Regions from separate parts of the Homo sapiens genome. Here all the other regions are linked to region 1. Evidence: read pairs that join two places in POLR2A ChIA-PET (ENCODE). Cell type or tissue: MCF 10A. All regions are shown on one strand.

Region 1 (8,000 bases):
AGGCATCACACTACCTGACTTCAAACTATACTACAAGGCTACAGTAACCAAAACAGCATTGTACTGGTACCAAAACAAAGATATAGACCAATGGGACAGAACAGAGCCCTCAGAAATAATGCTGCATATCTACAACCATCTGATCTTTGACAAACCTGACAAAAACAAGAAATGGGGAAAGGATTCCCTATTTAATAAATGGTGCTGGGAAAACTGGCTAGCCATAGGTAGAAAGCTGAAACTGGATCTCTTTCTTACACCTTATACAAAAATTAATTCAAGATGGATTAAAGACTTGCATGTTAGACCTAGAACCATAAAAACCCTAGAAGAAAACCTAGGCAATATCATTCAGGGCATAGGCATGGGCAAGGACTTCATGTCTAAAACACCAAAAGCAATGGCAACAAAAGACAAAATTGACAAATGGGACCTAATCAAATTAAATAGCTTCTGCACAGCAAAAGAAACTACCATCAGGGTGAACAGGCAAACTACAGAATGGGAGAAAATTTTTGCAACCTACTCATCTGACAAAGGACTAATATCCAGAATCTACAATGAACTCAAACAAATTTACAAGAACAATACAAACAATCCCATCAAAAAGTGGGCAAAGGATATGAACAGACACTTCTCAAAAGAAGACATTTATGCAGCCAAAAACCACATGAAAAAATGCTCACGATCACTGGCCATCAGAGAAATGCAAATCAAAACCACAATGAGATACCATCTCACACCAGTTAGAATGGCAATCATTCAAAAGTCAGGAAACAACAGGTGCTGGAGAGGATGTGGAGAAATGGGAACACTTTTACACAGTTGGTGGGACTGTAAACTAGTTCAACCATTGTGGAAGTCAGTGTGGCGATTCCTCAGGGATCTAGAACTAGAAATACCATTTGACCCAGCCATCCCATTACTGGGTATATACCCAAAGGATTATAAAACATGCTGCTATAAAGACACATGCACACGTATGTTTATTGTGGCACTACGCACAATAGCAAAGACTTGGAACCAACCCAAATGTCCAACAATGATAGACTGGATTAAGAAAATGTGGCACATATACACCATGGAATACTATGCAGCCATAAAAAATGATGAGTTCATGTCCTTTGTAGGGATTTGGATGAAACTGGAAACCATCATTCTCAGCAAACTATTGCAAGGACAAAAAACCAAGCACTGCATGTTCTCACTCATAGATGGGAATTGAACAATGAGAACACATGGACACAGGAAGGGGAACATCACACACCGGGGACTGTTGTGGGGTGGGGGGAGGGGGGAGGGAGAGCATTAGGAGATATACCTAATATAAATGTCAAGTTAATGGGTGCAGCACACCAACATGGCACATGTATACATACGTAACCTGCACGTTGTGCACATGTACCCTAAAACTTACAGTATAATAATAAAATTAAAAAAATAATAAGAATAATATAATTTTGCCATGGATTTTAGAACTGAAAGATTCCCTGACCCCTTTTCTCTTCCCCTATCAAAGAGATAGTTCAAACTTTAGAGACCACAGTAGAAGTTCAATGCTTTATTTGCCCCAACTTAGGTGAATTACTGAAATAAGACACAGGAACAAGCTTCACCAAACTTCCTTCTCCATTGCCAGAGGTTCCTTTTTATATGGAAGGTGATTTTCTTCTCCTCTCTAAAAGTGCACAAATGTCATAGAGAGAGGAATAAATTAGCAACACAAAATCTCATGGTGTTGCATGAAATTAATTTTTAATCCAGATTAATGTCCAATGCAGAGGTAGAAGAGGAAACGAAAGTTGATGGGGGCAGATAAAGTATAAAAGAATAAGACTTTGGAGGTGACAAGGATGAAGCTTGGGGTGGCCCCCATGTGGAGGATAGGCAACTTCTCTGGCAGAGGTCACACAGACAGGTGGGGACCGAGGACCCCACTGAGCCTCCTTTTTCTTCTCCCCAGCTGCATACAAGTGTGGTATTGCAGCCTCTAGCCTCAAGAGAGTATGTTGAATTCCTCCCTCACAAGTGAATTTACTCACCTGTAAAACTTAGATTGGGCAACACCAGCCCTGAAAACATAATTTTCTCAAGATAGATAGAAAAATATTTTTCAAAGCTGGCCTAATTCATCTTTCCATATCACAAGAGAAGGCGTTCATAATAATCTGTAGTATAAAGCAGCAATACAGTGTGAAAATGCTCCCACCTTACAGAAAACATATAAAAAGCTTTCTGGTTTTATAGCCTGGGAAGCCTGCTCACAAATGGCACATTAATCTTGAATTGGTTGTTGGCTTGGATTATATGTTTACTTTTGTGAAATGTCATTTTCCCCAGGCACCAGATAAGTTATCAGTTCCAAAACTGCAACTGTGCCCATACTGATAGCGCATGGCAGGAGAATTTTGAGTTACCACATCCGTAAAATTGCCACAATTCTTTCATATTACTCAGGGGGTAATTTTACTCAAGTAGATTATCTGTCATTAATCTTCCTGCTCTAGGAGTGTACTGTATTGTGATTCAAATGTTATAATGAGCCTTTTCTAAGGAGAAAACTGCTTCTCTTTACATATTTCAACCTTATCATCTCATCTGAAGGGTAATTTAGTTTCCTGCCTGTCTAAAGTGATCCATCAGATTATGAACTGTTGACATTCTGTGCTGTCAAGTTATTCAAACCAAGCTAAGAATGAGGTCAGCTTACCAATGTGGAAGCATCAATTGACTGCTTGACAATTCTCCTCAATAAGCCCCCAAATGATCAATGTACTTTCCCACTGAGAAAATCTATAAAAATATCTTGTCGGTTGTATGGATCTGTTGTGGCCATACGGGCATGCGGGTGGGATGGAGAGCGTTAATTTTGCACTTGAAATTCCTCACAGTCTACTGCACAGATTGTAGGCAACCATCCAGGATCCTACAAGCAACTGTGCGCCTAAATTCCCATAAGATCTATAAGCCTACCAAAGATGGTTTTTCCAAAGTTGTCTCTCATACTTTTCTATTGCCACTTTGTCCTTGTGTCCCTCAACATTCTTGACTAAGAAAATAAGTATTTATGGCTGAAGCAATAAGGACATGTAGCCTCATAACAACACAGAAAAGAAGTCAGAGACAGATAAGAGAATATTTTAGGTCTGCTCAATAAGAATGTCCTATGCAAATTCTCTTACCTTCAAATTTCAGGATGAAGAGGGACTTCAAGAGTCATATGATCTGCCTGAAAAACAATACCCAAATCTTCTCAGTAATTCCAGCCTACTAGGTGTGCCTGGCCTTGAATCACTCAAGGGCTCACTTTCACCAAAGACATTCCACTCTTGAGTCTTTTCTTGCTGTTAGGAGACAATTTTTCCTGGAACCCAGGTGTTCTAGGCATCACCAGCCTCCTGAGAGTGCAACAGCCATCATATCAATTTAAAAAACTGTTCCGAGGACTCTCCATTGCTCTTTAGTTAGAAATACTCCAACCCAGAGAGGAAGGGTGACCTTCCCAAATATTTCTGAGAATCCTCCAAAGTACTTGCACCTATAATCCACATGTTTCTTAGGTCCCAGGAACTATGGATCCTAGATAAGGCCACTTTCCATTTAGACATCCTCAGGTCAGTGGGTTGAAGAGCCAATGATGTCACGCTTATGCACCAAACTACTACAGAACCATCCTTCACATCACTACACTCTCATTCTCTGTGTCTGGTAAGGAGAAGCATGACTTTGTGTCTCATGAGTACCTCTTTCAGAGGAAGTTCCCCTTGCAAAACCATTGAGATCTTAGTGACACAGTTCTTTATTTTATCCCACAGCTCTTTCCTGTCCATGACCTGCAAGTACCCCAAGGACTGGAGGGCTGGATGTGGTTTTGAAGAACATCAGGCACTGTTTAAAAAACCAACAAGAATTTGTTTCTAGCATAACTACAAGGGGCATCCATGCAGACTGTGGAAGGGCTGTTGATGGACGCCAGGGAATGGAATGCCTGTGTAGCACATGTTACATCGCCCTGCTACTTATCCAGGATGTGTCAGGAAAATGTTTGCACAAAGTTGCATAGTGTGAAAGCTGAAGCTGCTGATTGGCAAAGAAGCTGAGTCACCGAAGGAGGATAATCCCAGGCAGTACAGAATGAGCTCAGCTGAGGTTGTGCAATGGGTTGTGAATGACGATGAAGTTGTGGATCACCTCTGGTTCTGAGACACTCTGTTCTTGGTGTTCAGTTGGACAAAACCCAAACTCTTTTCCTCCAGGTAGCTCACATCACAAAGGGACAGTGTGGGCCTGGAGAAGCTAACTCTGAGAGGCTCCCTTCCATGAGGAAGACAACTCATGGTGGTAGTGGGTCCCTCAAAGAGATCACAAGAGACTTCCCCAGTAACTTTCTTCCTAAGCATATTTGAAAATACTTGCATTTGGAAGAGCAAATGCAAGTACACAGATTTTTGTTGTTCCGTGTGTAGTAAGTACATTTCACCCTGTACCTGTAACCAGAGCACTTTCAGATTCTAGGCCCTGAAGCTCATTTTGCCCACACTGATGGGTGCCTCTGTGTGTGTGGGTGTGCATGTGTGTGTGTGTGCCCCTGTGTGTGTTTTCTGCTCAGTTTTCCTTCTAGTAAAGAATTTCAAGACCCTTCCACATTCTGACCTCTCTGCAAACCTTTCTCTGTTTTAGCCAATTTCTCATTCTGACTTTTTAAGAATCTCTGTGTGACTATTTAAGAGAATATGAATTAGGCAAGCGAAGTTTTCTTCTTGCTTTTAAGATTCTCTTATTTTAATACCTAATCAATCAATAAGTGTTTGTCTGGCACTGACTTGCTTGTGATAAACTTTATAGGCAACACGAAGAAATATAGATGTGGTTCCTGTGCTTAAGAAACCTACATGCTACTTACAATAAATGTTTAGAACCAATATAACGAAATACATGACAAGGTGTCTAGGACTTCTTAGAAATGATGCCTCAGAAAAGATTGGGCACTTTCAGGGTGGTATGCTGCAGACAAAAAAGATACTTGCACACGTATGTTTATAGTAGAACAATTTGCAATTGCAAAAATACAGAACCAGCCCAAATGCCCATCAATCAACAAGTGGATTAAAAAACTGTGAGAGAGAGATATATATATATGCATATATATATACACATATACATATATATTCAAATACATATATATACGTGTATATACACACACATATACATATATATACACACACATATACATATATATATATACACACACACACACACACATATATATATATATATATATATATATATATATATATATATATATGCCATGGAATACTACTCAACCATAAAAAGGAATGAAATAACGGCATTTGCAGCAACCTGGATGGGGTTGGACACTATTATGCTAAGTGAAGTAACTCAGGAATGGAAAACCAAACATCATATGTTCTCACTCATAAGTGGGAACTAAGCTATGAGGATGTAAAGACATAAGAAGGATACAATGAACTTTGAGAACTCGGGGGTTGTGCAAGGAAGGATGGAAGGGGAGTGGGGGAAAAAATACTACAAACTGGGTACAATGTACACTGCTCAGGTGATGGATGCACCAAAATATCAGAAATTACCACAAAAGAACTTATTTGTGTAACCAAACACCACCTGCTCACCAAAAACCTATGGGAAAAAAAAAGAAATGATGCCTCAAAGAGGGTTTCAAAAAAGGTGGAGTTTACCATGGTCTTTTGGAGCAATCAAAAACATTTCAAAAAAGAAGTAAGACTTGAGTTCAAACAGAAAAGTTGGCTGTGAGTTTGACCAATCATGTAGAGGAATACAACTTGAAGAACCAATTAATTTTGGAAATTGGGGAACTTAAGATGTTATCCAAGTCAATCATGTGTAAGGCAATGAGTACCTGATCCAGCATGGTAGCAAAAGGCAGAGTGGATGAACAGATCCTGGGTCTGTTCCCCTCAGACTTACACCTTGCCCTTCCTCCATCCTGCTCTCTCACTTTGTTTCACAGGCCCTTGTGTCATTGGCTTCGGTAACCCCAACTCCTTCCTCTGTCCCCAGCCCAACCTTGAGTATGGTTGGTAGAAGCTTCTTATTGTTGCTAATCTCTAAGTGGTCTCACTGATCCCTATGTAACTTCATAGCTTAATCACTGGTGATATCAATTCACTCTGTTAAATTTTAAACATTTACATTATTTTCTTTTCTGGTTGGATCCAATCTTACGTAGATCATCCAAGATTATTCTCAATAGATGGATAGAAAACTTCATGAGGAAGAGTTAATAGAACTTGCTATTTGATTTTACATAGCAGTTGGAGACAATAACTAATAATATATGACTCCTTATCTTTGTAATCAGTTTTTCTGTGCCAGAAAACTAATTCAGAAGATAGAGCAGTAAGTGAGAAATGAATACTTTTGTACACTTTTCACCAAGAAGGTGGTGTGGTATTGGGCAAGTCACTATCATAGGCCATCCAACCAAATCTTCAAGCAGATTGATTTTCTGGAATATCATAGTTGATGAGACTATAAATGATTTAAGTAATGTAAGAAAAATATCGGGGTTTCAAAGATTAAGACTAACAAAACCAAAAGAATGAGAATGAAGAGATAGGGAATAAGAAACAAAGGAGAAAAAGAAGAAACTTGGAAGTGCTGAAAATGGTTATATCTAGACCAGAGTTTGCCCAACCATGGCCAGCAGGCCAAATGTGACGGATATTTGATTCTGTTAATAAAGTTTAATTGGAACAAAGCCACGTTCATTTGTGTATGCATTGTCTATGCCTGTTTTTGAGCTATGGTAACCAGATCTCATAAGAACTCACTCACTGTCACAAGAACAGTACCAAGGGGATGGTACTAAATCATTCCTGAGAAGTCTGCTCCCATGATCCAATCGGCTCCCACCAGTCCCCACCTCCATCATTGGGGATTACATTTCAACCTGAAATTTGGACAGGGACACATATCCAAATTATGTCACTTATCATGGTCTTTTTTTTCTTTTCATTTTTATTTTTTGAAACTGAGTCTCATTCACTCTGCCTTCCAGAGTGCTTGGATTATAGACGTGAGCCAGTGCTCCTGGTGACTTATCGCAGTCTTGAAGCCCTTGACTACGTCTTTCAGATCCTCATAGCGGCCATGTGCTGATATTCAGATCTCAGCACAGATGTCTTCTACTCAAAGAAACCATCCCTAATAATCCCAGCTAAAGTACCATCCTCCCTACTCATTCTGCATTAATCCTCCCTACTCATTCTGCATTAATTCACCCTGTTTTATTTTCTTCATTGCTCTCTTGGCTATCTAAAATTATCTTGTTTATTTGTGTACTTCCTCTCACCAAAACAGAGACCTTGTCTCTCAAGTTTATGGTTGCAATCTCAATGTCTAAAACAATTCCTAGCCCTCAAGTTCTCTACATGAGTTTGTTAAATAAATGAATTAGTGATTGAATGACTAATTTATTTGAATATTGCTTCAGTCAGATTCATACTCTTGGAGGCCAAAGATCATACAATTATTATATCCTTAGCACATTATATCATAAAAGATGGTGTTTCATTCTAGAAATATGCAAACTATAATTGAATTAGCTTAAACACTAAGGCATTCTTATGAGATGACAGATATTGATAATACTGATCTTTACAGGTTTTGAACATTTCAGGTGATGGTTACGGTTCCAACTTGCCGAAATGGATAATTATTTTTGCCTTCAGACTACAATAAACATTTGCAAATATCCAGTTTATTTATACTACTATACATTCATCCATAGGTAAAACCTACAAATTCACTCAATTGGTAAGAAAAAAGATTGCAAACCTAGCATCTTCAAAAGTGGTGCATTTCAGAACTAGTCATGGAGTTAGATGTCTGACACTATTGCAATGAAGCAAAATAAAAGGGTCTATTTATATTTTAGTTCTTTCTTTGATGACATTAATCATATGTGCTTTTGTTAGTTCAAGCTTGGTTCAAGATGA
Region 2 (8,000 bases), 54 kb after region 1:
CTTAATCACCTTCTACCCACAGGAAGCTCAAGAAAACTATTCAGGCTGGTCATAAAGAGTTCAGGCCCTGTGATGAGTTTGGTTCCTTGGATGAAGAAGCAAAAGGAAATGCAGTGTTTTTACTAATTAAATCACCCAGTGAATAAGTATTTATGGAAGGTGGACGTGAACTGAGGTTGGTGGTTTTAAACAGAAAAACAGCAAAGGGGCAGAGATGGGTAATGGAAAGTAGTATTGTAGATCAAGTAGTGAGGTTACTTTAGAAAAAGGATTGAGAAAAGCAACTGAAGGAGAAAAAAGGGGGAAACATGTAATATCAGTTAGTGAAGTAATATGAAAACTAGGAGAACCAGGATAAACAGATGAATATCTCCTTCTGCAGATTCCCTCCTCTTTGTCACTCCTTATCTCTCTATACCTGTGATAGCGAGTGATTCAATTAGTAAGTATTTATTAAGACACACCTGGTCTATACCCAGTTCTGTTCTAGGCCTTGGATAAATTAATTAATAAATGAAACAGACAAAATCTCTGACATCATGGAGCTTGCATTTTAGCAGCCAGCAGGGTGAGGAGGAAGGAAATGAGCAATAAACACAGAAAATTAGACAAAGAAAGGTAATTTTAGAGAGCAATAGAGCTATAAAATATAGAACATGGCAGAAAGGATCCTAAATTAGCTACAGTGAGCCAAAGAAAGACTCTCCAAGGAGAGAAGCTCACAACTCTTTTAGTTCCAAATAATAAAAATCCATATCAAATAACACTAAGAAAACAGATTTTATTGACCCAAGAAGGTAGATAGGACACTAAGGTAGCCTCATGATCAAATGAGTAACTGCAGGGTCCAGGGCCTTGGGGCCTCAGAGATGGGGAAATCAAACCAAGAAAACACAACCTTCCTTTCTACTTCTCATCCCCTTTAGTCTCAACATTCTCAGATTCACATCCTCCCATTAAGGCAAACCCAGTAGAAAACAGAGTGTCTTTTTTTCCAAAGTTTTCTCAATCCAAGGAAACAATTTTGGTCAGGCATGAGTTACAAGGTCATCCCTATGGCTGGGATGGTGGTGGTGGGAGGAGATGGGGAAATGACAGGAAGGAGCATGTTGCTATGGAAGAGGATGGATAAACCCTGTGGACAACACAATATCTACCATAGTTTACTACATTCCACTCCTTGACTTCCCAGCACACTCAAGGCACCCTTCTCTCCTGATACTGAATTACAAAATGCCCACCTACCAAAATGCCAGTATCCCATCTACAACAGAAAACACATCCACCTTTTCCAAAGAGACAACACAAAGCACATCATTTGCTGTATCTAATCCCAAGCCTTTCTTCTCATAGTTTTGTCATATAATAAATTTAAGTAGCCCTACATGACCAGTATAAAATTATAGAGAAATATACAATGTCTGCAATTAAAACTACCATTTGGAAAGCACAGAAAAAAAGAAGCAATGCCAGTCACCTCTGGTCCACAGTGTATACAGCATATTGTTGAGCCAGAATATCAAGGACTTACCTCTCTGGTCATAGTGCAAGCCCATGATGAGCTTCTCTGCCCCTCCCTGGCTACCTGACCACAACCATTGGCCTTCTTGGATATGCCTCAGAATATGACTTCTCTGTGTTACAGTGCTTTATCTACTTTTTGTTGGTACAAGTATAGCTGTGGTAAGGGCCTTAAGGAGTTGAGTAATTATAGGACATCCTTTGCCAGGCTTGGGGTGTCTTTGTCAATATAATTTCCTTAAAATCTGAGTTGGGTGCTGATCTGTTCAATTCTTGTACCCTCCACTACTTAGTCACCAACATCAGAAACTTTATCAAAACATGACCCTTAAATCTGGCCTCAGGTGTCAATGTCTATATTTATCAGGACTCTTCAAGGTTTAAAATTCAGAACGCCACTTAAACATGGAATCTAAGAATGTGACTGCATTTCCCCCTGACTTCAGCTGATTCTCCCTATCTCCCTGAAGATAAATGCACTTTAATTACTGCATTAACCAGATCTTATTCGGTTGCAACAAATAGAAATTAAACTCACATTGACGTTAGGAAAAAATATTTCTTTTCTTTTAAAGTAAATATATTTGGGTTAAAAAGTGAGTTAGTTTAAAGAAAATAATAAATAATAATAATACATTTAAAACGTGCCACATATAGGTATGGCAAAAAGGAATAAAGGTAATAGGCAAACGGCTGATATTTGAAAAGAATGTTGATGCTCAGTTTAGCTGGGCTAGGAGATCAGCTTTGGAATGCATACTAAAAAAGACCATGACAACAAAGAAAGAGGTATAAGAATCAGGACCTTAGACTCTGACTTTCTACTTGATCTGATTGGCTTTATCCACAGACTCTTGCAGATGGCCGTCAGTGGCCCCAGATCCAAATCCTCCAGCTCGGCAACCTCATAAGAAAAGAGAGTACTGTCTTCTAAAATTGATCCTGGGGAAGAGTCATTATTGGCCAGGCCTACATCCTCTTCTCATCTCTCTAGTGGCTATGAGCTAGTAGAGGAGAGAAGGAACAGTTTAAGAAAAGCAGGGGAAAGATTAAGGCAAAGTTTACTGGGCAGACAAGTACTATTGCCAACATTGGCCACCATTCTCACAAAATCATCATTCAAATTAACACTGTACACTAGAAATGATATTGTATTGTGTTCCACAGTTAGAGAGAAATAGATATTGCTGACATGTTAGATGAGTCCTTTAGGCTTTCAATGGGACATTAAGGAAGAAACCAAAGCCTGAGCCCCCATCACAATTTCCAACCCTTTATTTATTCATTTAATTATTCTTTTGTTTAGCAAATATTTATTAAATATTACCATTCCATGGATTCAGTTAAGTGTTAGCTGAGCATCAATCAACAAAATAGACATGGTCTCCACCTTCATAAATAGGAAATTATGAATTATGTAGTCCCACAAAGTGAAATAAGAGGTATGATAAATGATGTACCTGATTCTACGAGAGGAGGTAATAGGGATACCTGACCTATTCTAGGGGTGAGGTTAGAGGGGAAGTGATCAGGAAAGTCTTCGTGGGAGAAATAATATTTAAACTGATAACTCTAGGAGGAGTCCAAAGTGAAGTGCAGTTAGAGTACGCAAAGGCCCAGAGGCAATAAGATCATGGCACATATGGAAAAATGGAATAAGTTAAAGAAAGCCAGTCTGTTTCTGTTTAATAGCATTTGCATCACCTACTTTCTTCTGAGAAGGATATCTCTTTCCACTTGTATCTACTGCATTTCCTTCCAGGCCCGTTTTTATTATCTCTAAAGTTAGAAGGGGCACAAATGACAAAATGTTATAGTTTAGGAGTCAGTGGAAGTAACTAAACAGTGGAAGTTCCATCCACCTCCAAACCATAATTTTAAGTAACATTATATCTGCCTTTAACTGTCATTGCTCCTCCAGCCCCCCATGAAATGGACTTTCATTCTGAGAATAGATTGGCAGCAACAGCTGGCATTTTCCTTAGAAATAGTTGGCTTTGCCTCAAATATAACTTTCCCTGAAGCAGCTTGATGCTCACCAGAGCAGTTGACCTGCATCACAATATGTTCTCTCTTACATCTCCTCGATAGATATGAGATGAGCTGTTACTAAGCTCTGTCCAAGTCATTGGAGCTATGCATAAAAAATAAATAATTGTGCATGACTAAAATGAATGATCTATTATCAGATGCATTTGCATAATTAAGCTTGCTCAAAAAAATTGGCAGAGCACAAACTGGCAGAGTGGCGTTGCATAATATCGACCACAAAGCCTCAGACTGTGATTCTAGCAAAACACAATGAGGTCAGGACTCTGTGTGTGCAGATTAGATAAATGGATCAGCTCAGTGGCAGAAGAACAAACTGCATGCTTAGAATTTTTAAAATGTAACTCCTTTTTGTATAGAATAATATGACTTCTGAGCAAGAATGAGAGCTTGCGAGAGTGGTGGCTTACACCAACAGCAAGAAACCAGGCTGGTTGTCAGAATATTTGGGGCCTGGGTTTAGTTGCGTCTTGTATGTGTTTTCTGGCCTCTGGCCAGACACATAATCATCTTTGCTTCCATTTCATTTTTAAAATGGTGTAACAGTAGTTTCTGTACCTACATAATGAATTGTAAAAAGCACAGAGAAAGAAAATCTCCCACTGTGGGAAGACAAGCAGCCTCTAGATGCTCACGTCTTCACCCTGGAGTCAGCAGTGGGCATAGGTTTGCTGTCTGTTCTATAGGAATTAATTTTGAGCTGGATGAGTTATCCTTCTGACCTGTCCCTCTGCCTATTTCTCATGTCAGAAAGAAGCATCAGAGCCAGCAGCAACCAGCAGCCTGGGCTCTAGTCCAGTGTTTCCTGTAAAAGAGCCTCCAAGAGGGAGATACGGTCGAGAAAGGGGATGTGGTCTCTTCATAGACATGTACCCTGATAACCTAGAAAGGCAGACATCAGAGTACCACAGTACTGAAGGGAAAATCATCAGCACAAAGAAAACCTAAGATTTCTGTATTTTCCTTTTAACTTAAGCTTTTCTGCAACTCCCACAGGAAAACGCAGGCAACAGGCCAAGATTTATATTACCACTGATCCTGTTTGATTTTAAGAGAAGAAATTCTACTCAGATGTAAGTGTGATCTATCTGTGACATCTGTCACCTATTAGTTACAAGAGCTAATTTAGTTTCCTTCTCCTGTGTCATGCTTCTACTGGAGCTGCCTTCTTGGTCAAAGATAAACTTTTCAAATATGAAGACAGCTTTCTTTTCTATCAAGGATGCATAATATTCATATGCTTCAAATTTATGTTACCAACTTAAATGGTGCCGCCATTTTATTCATTATTGTCACTTGGAGGCCTCAAATTAGTGAAAATAGCTTCATGTGAGTTCATCTTCAAAGGCTTCTTTCCTTCAAGTGCTGATCAAATTCGACTGTCCAAAGCAAGTTGCTGTCTTCTCGTGGAAATGTATCTCTTTCAGCAGAGTGAGTAACTGTCGGGGACATTGTAGTAGACCTCAGGGAAGAACAAGAACTAGGAGAACAGAGGACGATGAAGACAGGGAGCATAGGGTCTAGTCTGGCCATGCAGACACTGGTGGGGAAAGGTAAGGTGGGGGAGAGCCCCTACTATGGGTAAGATCTCAGTGCTGTACTCTGAGTCCTTCAGAGTGAGTCCATGTCTCACTCAGAGTGAGATGGTGTCTCAAGAGGCTCTGTTTCAGCTCCCAAGCATAAACAGAAACTTTTAAAAAGTGACAAGGGAGAAATAGCTGAGAAATTGGAAATGGAGCAGTATGAAGAAAAGTAATGGTGAATATGAGAAAAATGGTAACAAAATAAAAATCACTGGTGTCTCTGCCGTACTTTTTACCAGTGACAAGAAGGAAAAGAAGGGGAAAAAGAGAAACTTCTGGCAGAGAAGGATAGGAGAAGGGCACCATTATATAAAGATTTGCTGTAATGATCTAAATAAAAAGGAATACAAAATACTTCTGGCAAGATATTACACAGTAGTAATGCCGATTATTGATTTCACTGGGATGGACTCAAGAGACCTGTTTGCTGCAATTCAAATCCTTGAAAATAAGTCATTCAATGTGAGCCAGAGAGCATCAGAAAAATTGGATTTTGAAGAGAGTATTAAAAGAAAAAAACGAACCAATGAGAGACCATACTTTGAAAGCTAAGGTTAAAAACATGTTTTTTTAATCTCCAGGGAGCAAACAATCACTAGAAGAGGCACTGTGACTGTTTTCAAAGGCATGATGTTGAACTGGCAGTCTCAGTAAAAGGGTTGGCTGGCTGGAAAGCTGAACTTGGAAATGAAAAACTGAAAGGAAACAATGAGAAATATTCACCTGATGCTTTCCACTTAGGGGTCCAAGATTAAAGATGATATTAAGGATGGTAAATATGTGCTAGAGATAGGTCATAAAGACAATCTGAGAGTTCTGTAGGGACAGAAGAAAATATTTTTGGTGTAAAAAGTATGTATAAAATCGCTTACTCCTTTGACACTAATAGATCTGACTGTTGAATCATTTACTTTTCTCATTGGTGATCTGTTGACTTCCTTGTCCTTCATTGCATTAGTCTGTTTTCACGCTGCTGATAAAGACATATCCGAGACTGGACAATTTACAGAAAAAAGAGATTTATTGAATTTACAGTTCCACATGACTGGGGAGGCCTCACAATCATGGCAGAAGGTAAAAGGCACATCTCACATTGCGACAGACCAGAGAAGAGAGCTTGTGCAGGTAAACTCCTGTTTTTAAAACCATCAGATCTCATGAGACTCATTCACTATCATGAGAACAGTGCAGGAAAGACCCGCCCCCATAATTCAATCACCTCCCACCGGCTTCCTCCCACAACACTTGGGAATTGTGGGAGTTACAATTCAAGATGAGATTTGGGTGGGGACACAGCCAAACCATATCACTCATCATGTTCACTGAAGACCTTGGCTTGTGGCTCATGATCTTTCTATTCACCTCATGACTGACTACCACTCTGGACAACTTCAATTCCCTCCAGACACATGCAAGGTAGACAATTGTCCTTCTCAATTCTGGTGACTTTTACCTCCATTTCAATTTTGCTACACAGACCTATATCCACATTATGGCTTTTACCATTCTCAGAACTTTCTACCTGTGACATTTCAATCATGTGTTTACTCATTCATTTCACAAATACCTATGGAATACCTACTTTGTGGCAACGACTGTGCCAATCACTGTAAATGCAGTTATAGTTAAAACAGACAATAATATCTTCCGTTATGGTGCTTATAAGCTATTGAAGGAGACAGAGACACTAGCAGGCAATTACAATGGAGTGTCATAAGTGCTTTGCTGGCATACGTTGGGGAGCTTGCAGGAAGAGCATCTAATTTGGATATAGGTTGTTATGTGAGCCTTTTTGGTACAAGTGATGTCTAAGCTGAGGCTTTAAGAATAAGGATGAGTTGCCCAGGGAAATGTGGGTGATGTATGGGAGAGGAACTGTGCCCCAAGGAAAGGAAATAATAGTTACAAATGTTTAGAGGTCAAAGGAAGTATGGCATACTTAGATATCTGAAAATTGTTTGGAATAGCCAGAATTGGTAACAAATTGACTCCCTATGTTGTTGAAGGAGAGGAGACACAAAAAGGATGCCCAGGTTTTGGCTTGAAGAAGGTGAGCATTGGTGTCGTGTACCGATAATGTCAGAGGAAAAGCAAAACTGGAGGAAAAAATGAGCTTAATTTAGGATGTGTTGAGTTCTATTAGGGAGGTACCCTTGTGGAGATGTTGAATCTTCCCTCAACATCATGGCCCACTTCCACTCTGAAGTACACAAGAACACACAAATGCTTTGTTACTTGCGTGAGACCCTGTGAGACCCAACTTAAGTGGCACCATTTTAGTGATGACCACTGTCCATCCACGCTAAATCCTACCATCCCACGTTTACCTCTATTGTGTCATACTGTGCTGGAGTTTCCTCTTTCGTTATACATCTCTTCCTCTGGCCTATAAATTCCCTTAGGAATAGGAAGTATGTTTTATATTTTTTAAAGCAGTAGCTTCAACAAATGTGTAATTTATTTTTTATCATTTATATTTTATTTTTTCAGCCCTTATTCAGCCCAGAATTTCGAATCCCATGAGACAATGCATTTCTTTCTTATTCTAAATTTTCTGTCATAATACAATAAATACTAAATCATAGCACAACATGCTAGTAGTATCACTTAAAACACTGTTACGACACATCTTTTGCCCATTGTTTGCATCTCCATCTTCAATGAATCTCAAGTAGGTGTATATTTAAGTTTAATAAATGATTACTTGCATGAATAAACAAGACGAAGTGAATAAACTATCATTTTAATAGCTTTGTAGAAAGAAATTGTCTTTGGGTAGAAAAAGTGAACTTCTAAACTTATAATTTGGAAGGATGCATTGCAGCAAAGAATAGGCTAAACTGCTGC
Region 3 (8,000 bases), 240 kb before region 1:
AACCATCATTCTGAGCAAACTATCACAAGGACAGAAAACCAATCACTGCATGTTCTCACTCATAGGTGGGAATTGAACAATGAGAACACTTGGACACAGTGTGGGGAATATCGGACACAGTGTGGGGACTATCACACACTGGGGCCTGTCATGGCATAGGGGGAGGGGGGATAGCATTAGGAGATATACCTAATGTAAATGACGAGATAACAGGTGCAGCACACCAACATGGCACATGTATACATATGTAACAAACGTGCATATTGTGCACATGTACCCTAGAACTTAAAGTATAATAATTAAATAAATAAATAAATAAATAAATAAATAAATAAATAAAACTAATGGCTATACCTGGAGCCTTCACTAGCATCACTAACATTCTCTTAGTGATACAGGATGATAAGTGTTTCTTTTTCAAGATTACTTCATTACTGAGTATGGATATAGTCTATTTTTTGTAAGAATTTAGGCTACACACACACACACACACACACACAAAAGAAAGAATCAAATAAATACCACTTATGCTTTATAGTGATAATCATTGTTAGAAAACATAAGCTAAAAATAGAGAAGATCTTCATTGGCTCGGAATATTGTTTTTCTCCTTCAATGCATAGTCAATTATTGCTAATCTTTTGTTGTTTGGCTTAAATACCTGTCCCTTTCTGTCTTCACTAACCTTGGCTCTTCTTGCTAATATTAGTGTGTTCCAAGAGAGCTTACACACTCTATGGAGAAAAATGGAAGAAATGTGGAGAGCTACCCCAGCCAAGCCACTCTATGTTTGAAATGTCTAATAACCAACAGGTAGAGAGTAGAAACATGTGGTTGGACACACTGGTTTATAGCTCAGTGGTGAGATATAGCCAGTGATCTGGATAAAGTTACCAAATGTGAGGATGTAGATAGAGGAGAGGACTGTGGGGCTGCACATTTAGATTTGAATAGAGGCTAAGCCTGCCTAGAGAATTTATAAAGAGGTGGCTAGTGGTGTCATGAAATCTACTAATCCTGCAGGGTCTGCAGTAAAGTCAACAGAGATGGTAACAAATAAAGACTTATTCACCTGGAATTCCCTTTTCCTCCTTCTTTGAATGGCTAACTCTAACTCAAACCTTTGACTAAGATAAATACCACTTCCTTCAGCAAGTCTTATTTTACCAGTCCTTGACTATGCACCTTTCTCCCCTAAATACTCTGTCTTCTCTAAAATAGCTCTTGTTATTTTTCTGTTGCTTAGTAAGAAAGTCTTTCTGGTTTACTGTTGGTTTCACAGAACCCAGACCTGCAAATATCATGTAGTAGGTCCTAAGAATGTTTGCTGAATGACTGCATGAATGAACAAGACCTCTTATATTTCTTTTGCTCTCAAGAGAGTATATAAAACAGTCCTCTCATCTTACACAGTTTTTGTTGTTGTTTCAAGTAATTATTCCAGATATTCTCTTTGCCTAGTGTTATTTGCATTTCCCATTTTCCCACACTTTCTTTCGTTTCATCTCTTTCAGGCAGCATGCTTAGACTAGTTCTGTGGTTGTCTCAAAGAAAGCCTTGATTTCCAGCTGATAGCACATTTAGGCTTTGCCATTTTACTGTTTTCATGTTACTTTTCACCACATAGGCTGAAAGTGGTAGAGTAGAAATAACCCAAGAATAGGAACTAAGACTCACAAGCTTTAGCTTCAGCTCTGCCAATAATCAACTGTATGATGTAGGTGAGTTAGAACTTTGGGTTTGCAATGTTCCTCATCTGTGGAAATCTGTAAAAATGTCTTCACATTTTATTAAAAAGTCTATTGTTTTAAATTTTTCTCATCCATGTCTCAGCACCTGTTGACTCTTCTCTGCTATATCCTGCCTACAAAGAACTTTTTTTTTATTTTTAACTTCATTTTCATTGTTGACACTACTACAGATAGATAGAACATTTTTAAAGTGTTTCAGTTAACATAGTAAGAAGTAGAATTTAGTTTGACTTTATAAACTTGTAAAACTGGAATTATCTTTGGTAAATCCAAATCCTTATGTAATGTACACATTTATAAAAGAATACGTTTAACATTCATCAGGTATTTCTTGATCTATTTCTGTGATGGAATGCTCATTATTTTATATTTTTCTTTTGTTTGTATTTAAGAAAAATTTCCAAAAGTTTAATTTTTATAAATTTTATTAAATGTGTGTTAAAAATTCAAACACATTTATAATTAATGTATTTTATTAGCTTTTCTGTCCTTAAGCATTATAACAACCACCACTGTCTCTAATGGAATAGTTGACAGCTAATTTGATTTTCTAACTATTTATATGTTTATTTTCATTAAATACTTTAACTCCTTCTTCCAAATAATATTTTATATTAAGTAGGGTAAAAACTTTGAAATAATGATGCCACATTAATAAAATACTTATTTGAATGAAATATTTAAAAAATTAGAAAGGATTTGAGTACATTTGATACATTCAACATAATATGGGAGCTTGATAAAATATGAAATGCCAAAAATAAATTCGCTGTACCATTAAAGTTTTTCCAACTAGTTTTTCCTTTTAGCATAAACTTCTTCTTTCTAATAAAGAAATTTTATTCATATTCATTGGCCAATATCCCATGACAATGATCCATGTGCTAAATATAAGCTTTAATGGTTTGCGATGATGAAATTGTTTCCAGGTTCTACAACCTAAGAAAGGAGGTTTTATGAGAATTATCTAGGGTAATCAATAATTAAGGATTTTAGACTTTGGAAGAGATCTTAGTGTTTACCTTTTTCTTTTTATAGTTCAAGTAGGCAGTGAGATAAGGAGATTGTCTAAAACAACATAGCCATTAGGGTCAGTGACAGAACTGGAAGCCAGCTCTCTGAAATCCTGTTTCTCTTCTGTATTATCTATATGAGATAAGGGGCTTTATGGCAGGAGTCAACAAACTATAGTTTATAGACCAGATGCGGCCTGTATCTGTTTTTGCAAGTACAGTCATATGTTGCTTAATGATGGGAATACAATCGAGAAATGCATCATTAGGCGGTTTTGTCATTGTGTGAACATCATTAAGTGTACTTACGCAAACCTATAGAGGGTACAGCCTGCTACACACCTGGGTTATGTGGTACAGCCTATTGCTCCTAGGCTACAAACCTGTTCAGCATGTTACTCTTCTGAATACTGCAGACAATTGCAACAAAAAGTTAAGTATGTGTGTATCTAAACATGGAAAAGGTAGAGTAAAAATATGGTATAAAAGATATTAAAAAATGGTACATCTGTATAGAGTACTTACCATGAATGGAGCCTGTAGGAGAGGAAGTTGCTCTCGGTGAGTCAGTGAGTGAGTGGCGAGTGAATGTGAAGGCCTACGGCATGACTGTACTCTATTGTACACTTTATAAACACTGTGTACTTAGGCTACTCTATGTTTATAAAAAGAAATTTCTTCAATAATAAGCTAACCTCAGCTTACAGTAGCTTTTTTACTTTGTAAACTTTTTAGTTTTTTGAAACTTTTTGACTCTTTTGTACTAATACAGGTTAAAACACAAACACATGCAACTGCACAAAATATTTTCTTTATATTCATATTCTCTAAGCTTTTTTCTATTTTAAAAATATTTTATTGGCTGGGCACAGTGCTTCACACCTGTAATCCCAGCATTTTGGGAGGCTCAAGCAGGAGGATCACCTGAGGCCAGGAGTTCAAGACCAGCCTGGTCAACATGGTGAAACCTTATCTCAACTTAAAATACAAAAATTAGCCAGGTGTGGTGGCACACGCCTGTAATCCCAGCTACCTGGGAGGGTGAGGCAGGAGAATCACTGGAACCTGGGAAGTGAAGGCTGCAGTGAGCCCAGTTCGTGCTACTGCACCCCAGCCTGGGCGACAGAGTGAGACTCTGTCTCAAAAAATATATATATATATATATTTATTTTTTGAACTTTTTAACCTTTTTGTTAAATATGAGACACAAACACACACATTAGCCTAGGGCTACACATGTTCAGGATCATCAGTATCATAGTTTTTCATGTCCACATCTTATCCCACCAGAAGGTCTTCCACGCATAACGCACATAGAGCTACCATCTCCTATGATACCTTTTGAAGGATCGACTTGCAGCAGTTTTACAGTTAACTTTTTTTTTCCCTGTAACTAGAAGAAGTAAACTCTATAATAACAATAAAAATATAGTATAATAAATTCATAAACCATTTACATAGCCATTTGTTATCATCAAGTATTATGTACTGTACATAATTGTGTGTCCTATACTTTTTACAACTGGCAGCACAATGGGTTTGTTTATGTTGATGAAAAGAGTCAAACTCTGTAAAATATTTAAAGAGATTTACTCTGAGTCAAGGATGAGTGACCAATGGCCCGTGACACAGCCCTCAGGAGAGCCTGAGAACATGTGCCCAAGGTGGTCAGGGCACAGCTTGACTTTATACATTTTAGAGAGACATGAGACCTCAATCAATATGTGTAAGATGTACATTGGTTTGGTCTGGAAAGGCGGGACAACTAGAAATTGGGGCTTCCAGGACATAGGTAAATAAGAGACAAAAGTTTGCATTCTTTTAGGTCTTTTTGGGTCTTTAATCAGCCTTTCACTGAATATAAAATTTACATGTAAGAGGAGAGTAGAGGAATAGTCACTTGTGTCTTAGTCTGACTCAGTGAATCTGCATTTTTACATAAACAATAGGGCAGAGGAAGCAATCCAATAATGCAGGTGAGCAGAGATGACTCTGAGTTCTGTCTGTCCTTTGTCCTGCCCCTGAGAAGATAAGCTATCAGTTTACATTGCCAGGGTGAAATTCAACAGAACTGTTTTAGGGTGAAGACCTTGAGGCTCACAAGGAATTTCATGGTGGGCAAATTGTGAGGGAGGTATGTAGCTTAAAAAAAAAAAATCTTTGTAGTTATTTTAAAATAAAATGAGAGACAGGTTTGCCTGACACCCTTTGGCTTAGTAATTTGGGGGCTCCCAGGTTTATTTTCCTTTCACATTTACACCAATATTAAAACAAACATATGAGTAAAGAATTGTGCTACAATGTTAAGATGGCTGCGACTCATTAGGCAACAGGAATTTTTCAGATCTATTATGATCTTATGCAAACACTGTCGTATATGTGGTCTGTTGTTGAGTAAAACTTTGTAATGCGGTGCATGACTGTAGTTCAATTGCAACACAGCCATGCTCTTTCTTTTCCATATTCTCTATGGCTACTTTTGGACTATGACAGAGTTGAGTATTTACAAAAGAGACCATATGGCCCACAAATCTTAAAATATGTACTCTCTTCTCCTTTACAAAAAAAAGCTTGCTAAACTTGGCTTAATAGTTTTTAAAGGCTTTACATTTATTATTTTGTCTTTATCTTCACAACAAACTTATAAAATATATTTGAAATCTGCCTTTTGCTATGTATCCTCTTGTAGTTTAATAGTTCATTAGAGGAATTCTGCAGGAGAAGGTTCAATATGATGAAACTTTTCAGGCCACTCTTCATAAGATTGACTCTGTCCTGTTGTTCAAGGCTACTGATGCTGATCAAGGAATCAAGTGAATCTCCTCCACAGACTGTGAACAAGTAACTTTGACCTAAATTCTTTTTTACCTTTTTATTCTCAGCAAACTATCACAAGAACAAAAAACCAAACACTGCATGTTCTCACTCATAGGTGGGAATTGAACAATGGGAACACTTGGACATAGGAAGGGGAACATCACATATTGGGGCATGTTGTGGGGTGGGGGGAGGGGGGAGGGAAAGCATTAGGGGATATACCTAATGTAAATGATGAGTTAATGGTGCAGCACACCAACATGGCACATGCATACATATGTAACAAACCTGCATGTTGTGCACATGTACCCTAGAACGTAAAGTATAATTAAAAAAAAAAAAAAAGAATAGATTCACAGGGAGTTTCAAAGGTAGGGCAGAGGGGATCCACGTACCCCTTACCAGTTTTCCCCAATGGTTATACCTTACATAATTATAGCACAAAATCAAAATTAGGAATTTGACATTGGCACAATATGTACACTATGGCTTTATGTCATTTATCACATGTATACATTCATATTACTGTTTCAGGACATTTCCTTAGTTCAGCTAAAGACTGAGTCCTTGTCTGTCCCATGGCCATGAAAATTTAGGCTAGCAAATGGTTTGAAGTGTGATTAAGGCAGGGTTTTATTGGGTGAAAAGGGAAAAGAAGGAGAGAAACAGGGATCTTCCGCAAGGCCAGAGCCCCTGTTTGAATCCCAGGTTCCATGCAGGAAGAGGAGGGGCCACGCTCCTCCCAGCTGCAAAATGCGTGAACTTCCTGAGTCCCCACCCCGGTGCAGTTAGAATTTTTCCAGGGACCCCCTCCCACCTGGCTGTCTCATTCCCCGCTCTAAAAAAGTATATCTAACTGCCATGAGAATAAGGATAAAGATGAAGACTAAACTTAACTGCTTCCTGCTGACAGGGAAACGGCAGTCAGAGCTTTTGGGGAAATGGCAGTCAGAGCTTCCTCAGAGGCCTATTTAAGGGTTCCCAGCAGAAGGGGCCATCGTCAGAGGCTCTGGTTGCATGACCATTTGGAGTTTGATGGTCTAAGAACAGACAAACCGGGTTATTAGAAAACATGTATCAAAACAAAACAATAGGAAGGGTAAGCTCAAAAAGGCATTTTTTTAAGGGAGTCCCCGGGGTTCAGGATGTATTCAAAAGGGGTACATACTGAAGATTAATAGCTACCCATCTAGAAAGAGGGGAGCAGGCATCCCTGGCTCCCTTTTCTTCCTAGCAGATACCTGGGGTACATGAGGGAGAAAAGGAAGAGTGTCCTCTTTTCCTCTTCCATCCTTGCATCTCCAAGTCCCTGTGACCTAGGCAGGTCCCGCCATGAGTGCCAAAGCAGCTTGCACACATGAAGCAGGGAAGGCCTAGAGAATAGGAATTATCTGCTCTCACCTATGCCTCTATCACTGCTACTGTCAGTAGCCTTGGAGTGCCCTAGACCTCATTTACACCATGGATATTAATGTGGCCTTTATCCATGAAACAGGAAGTTTGGGGTTGGCTTAATCAACAGGAATCAGCCATGCTCCCCTGTGCTGTGCCTTTTAACCTCTGTTGTTGTCTGCCTCTGGATCCTTTATATCCAATTTTCTTTCTAGGGCTTTAACCCAAAGCCTGTAATTGAGTCTGGGACAAAAATGTGTCTCGGGGAAAGTTGCGTGGACTCCTTATCATAAGCCAAATGCTATGATGAAACTGTGGAACTAAGTCCTCCTCCGAGGGTGAGAAAGGATGTCTTATGACACCCCCAGATAACTGGTAGCTATAGTTATGCTTGCTAGGATTTGGGTGCATGGTGTCTGGCTTTGGTTAGCTCCCTTGGTCTTACTTCCCCAAAAGGAAACCTCTGAGTGATGGGATCCTATTTATTCCCTATGTATTCCATCACCTGGCAAGATTTGCAGGATAATTGCACAGAACTAGAATATTGATCAGGATTTCTACATTACCCATCCCCTTTTGTTCTTTCTGAGCTGCAGCCAGAGATTGCTGGTTGGTTCACAGGAACAAGCAGGATTAGTCTAAAATGTAGGAGAAAACTTAAAAACAATTAGTTAGTTTAGAATTTAATGACAAATGTATGAGAAAGTTTGGAATATAATTTTACTCTCTCCAGTCCTCATGTTTGTTTAAAAAAAACAAATCATAATGGGACTGGGTTGTTTGAAAAATAGACTTTGGTTTTACACTTGGCCTGATTATTTACATAAAGTGCAGCAAGAATAATCATTTCTACATAGGCCTTTTGGATTGGCTTTGATGGAACTTTGTTCCACAAGGAGTCTCAGATAAGGTATTTTAAAACTGAGCCCAGCCATGGGTTAGTATCCTCAAATACCTGTGAGTGGGGTCATCCTCTCCTCATAAGGTCCCAAGATAAACTTGGAGCTCCTGGACCTGTTAGAAAGTG

Evidence for each region. ChIA-PET counts read pairs that join two places held together with the same protein. Peaks named below come from ENCODE experiments on the same cell type or tissue, not always from the same donor. Only the 100,000 strongest peaks of a DNase experiment are listed, where the experiment ranks them.
Region 2: POLR2A ChIA-PET joins it to region 1 with 5 read pairs; 1 of 35 experiments calls an interaction of 5 or more read pairs at or near these places.
Region 3: POLR2A ChIA-PET joins it to region 1 with 5 read pairs; 1 of 35 experiments calls an interaction of 5 or more read pairs at or near these places.

Annotation. Positions count from the first base shown.
Region 1 is chr10:90,175,957-90,183,956 of GRCh38, reverse strand. LOC105378426 (a long non-coding RNA gene) reads right to left here. Exons shown (of 4, transcript XR_946198.3): 4 at 7,732-8,000. Among named protein-coding and RNA genes, the nearest start is that of LINC01375, 220 kb to the right of the region's middle. In MCF 10A, no CTCF peak of the experiment used is centred here; a DNase peak (open chromatin) is centred at 4,106.
Region 2 is chr10:90,121,937-90,129,936 of GRCh38, reverse strand. No RefSeq gene overlaps it. Among named protein-coding and RNA genes, the nearest start is that of LINC01375, 170 kb to the right of the region's middle. In MCF 10A, no CTCF peak of the experiment used is centred here; a DNase peak (open chromatin) is centred at 3,806.
Region 3 is chr10:90,414,408-90,422,407 of GRCh38, reverse strand. The region is part of intron 3 of LINC02653 (long intergenic non-protein coding RNA 2653); the gene reads left to right. Among named protein-coding and RNA genes, the nearest start is that of LINC02653, 120 kb to the left of the region's middle. In MCF 10A, no CTCF peak of the experiment used is centred here; DNase peaks (open chromatin) are centred at 3,037, 3,327 and 5,167.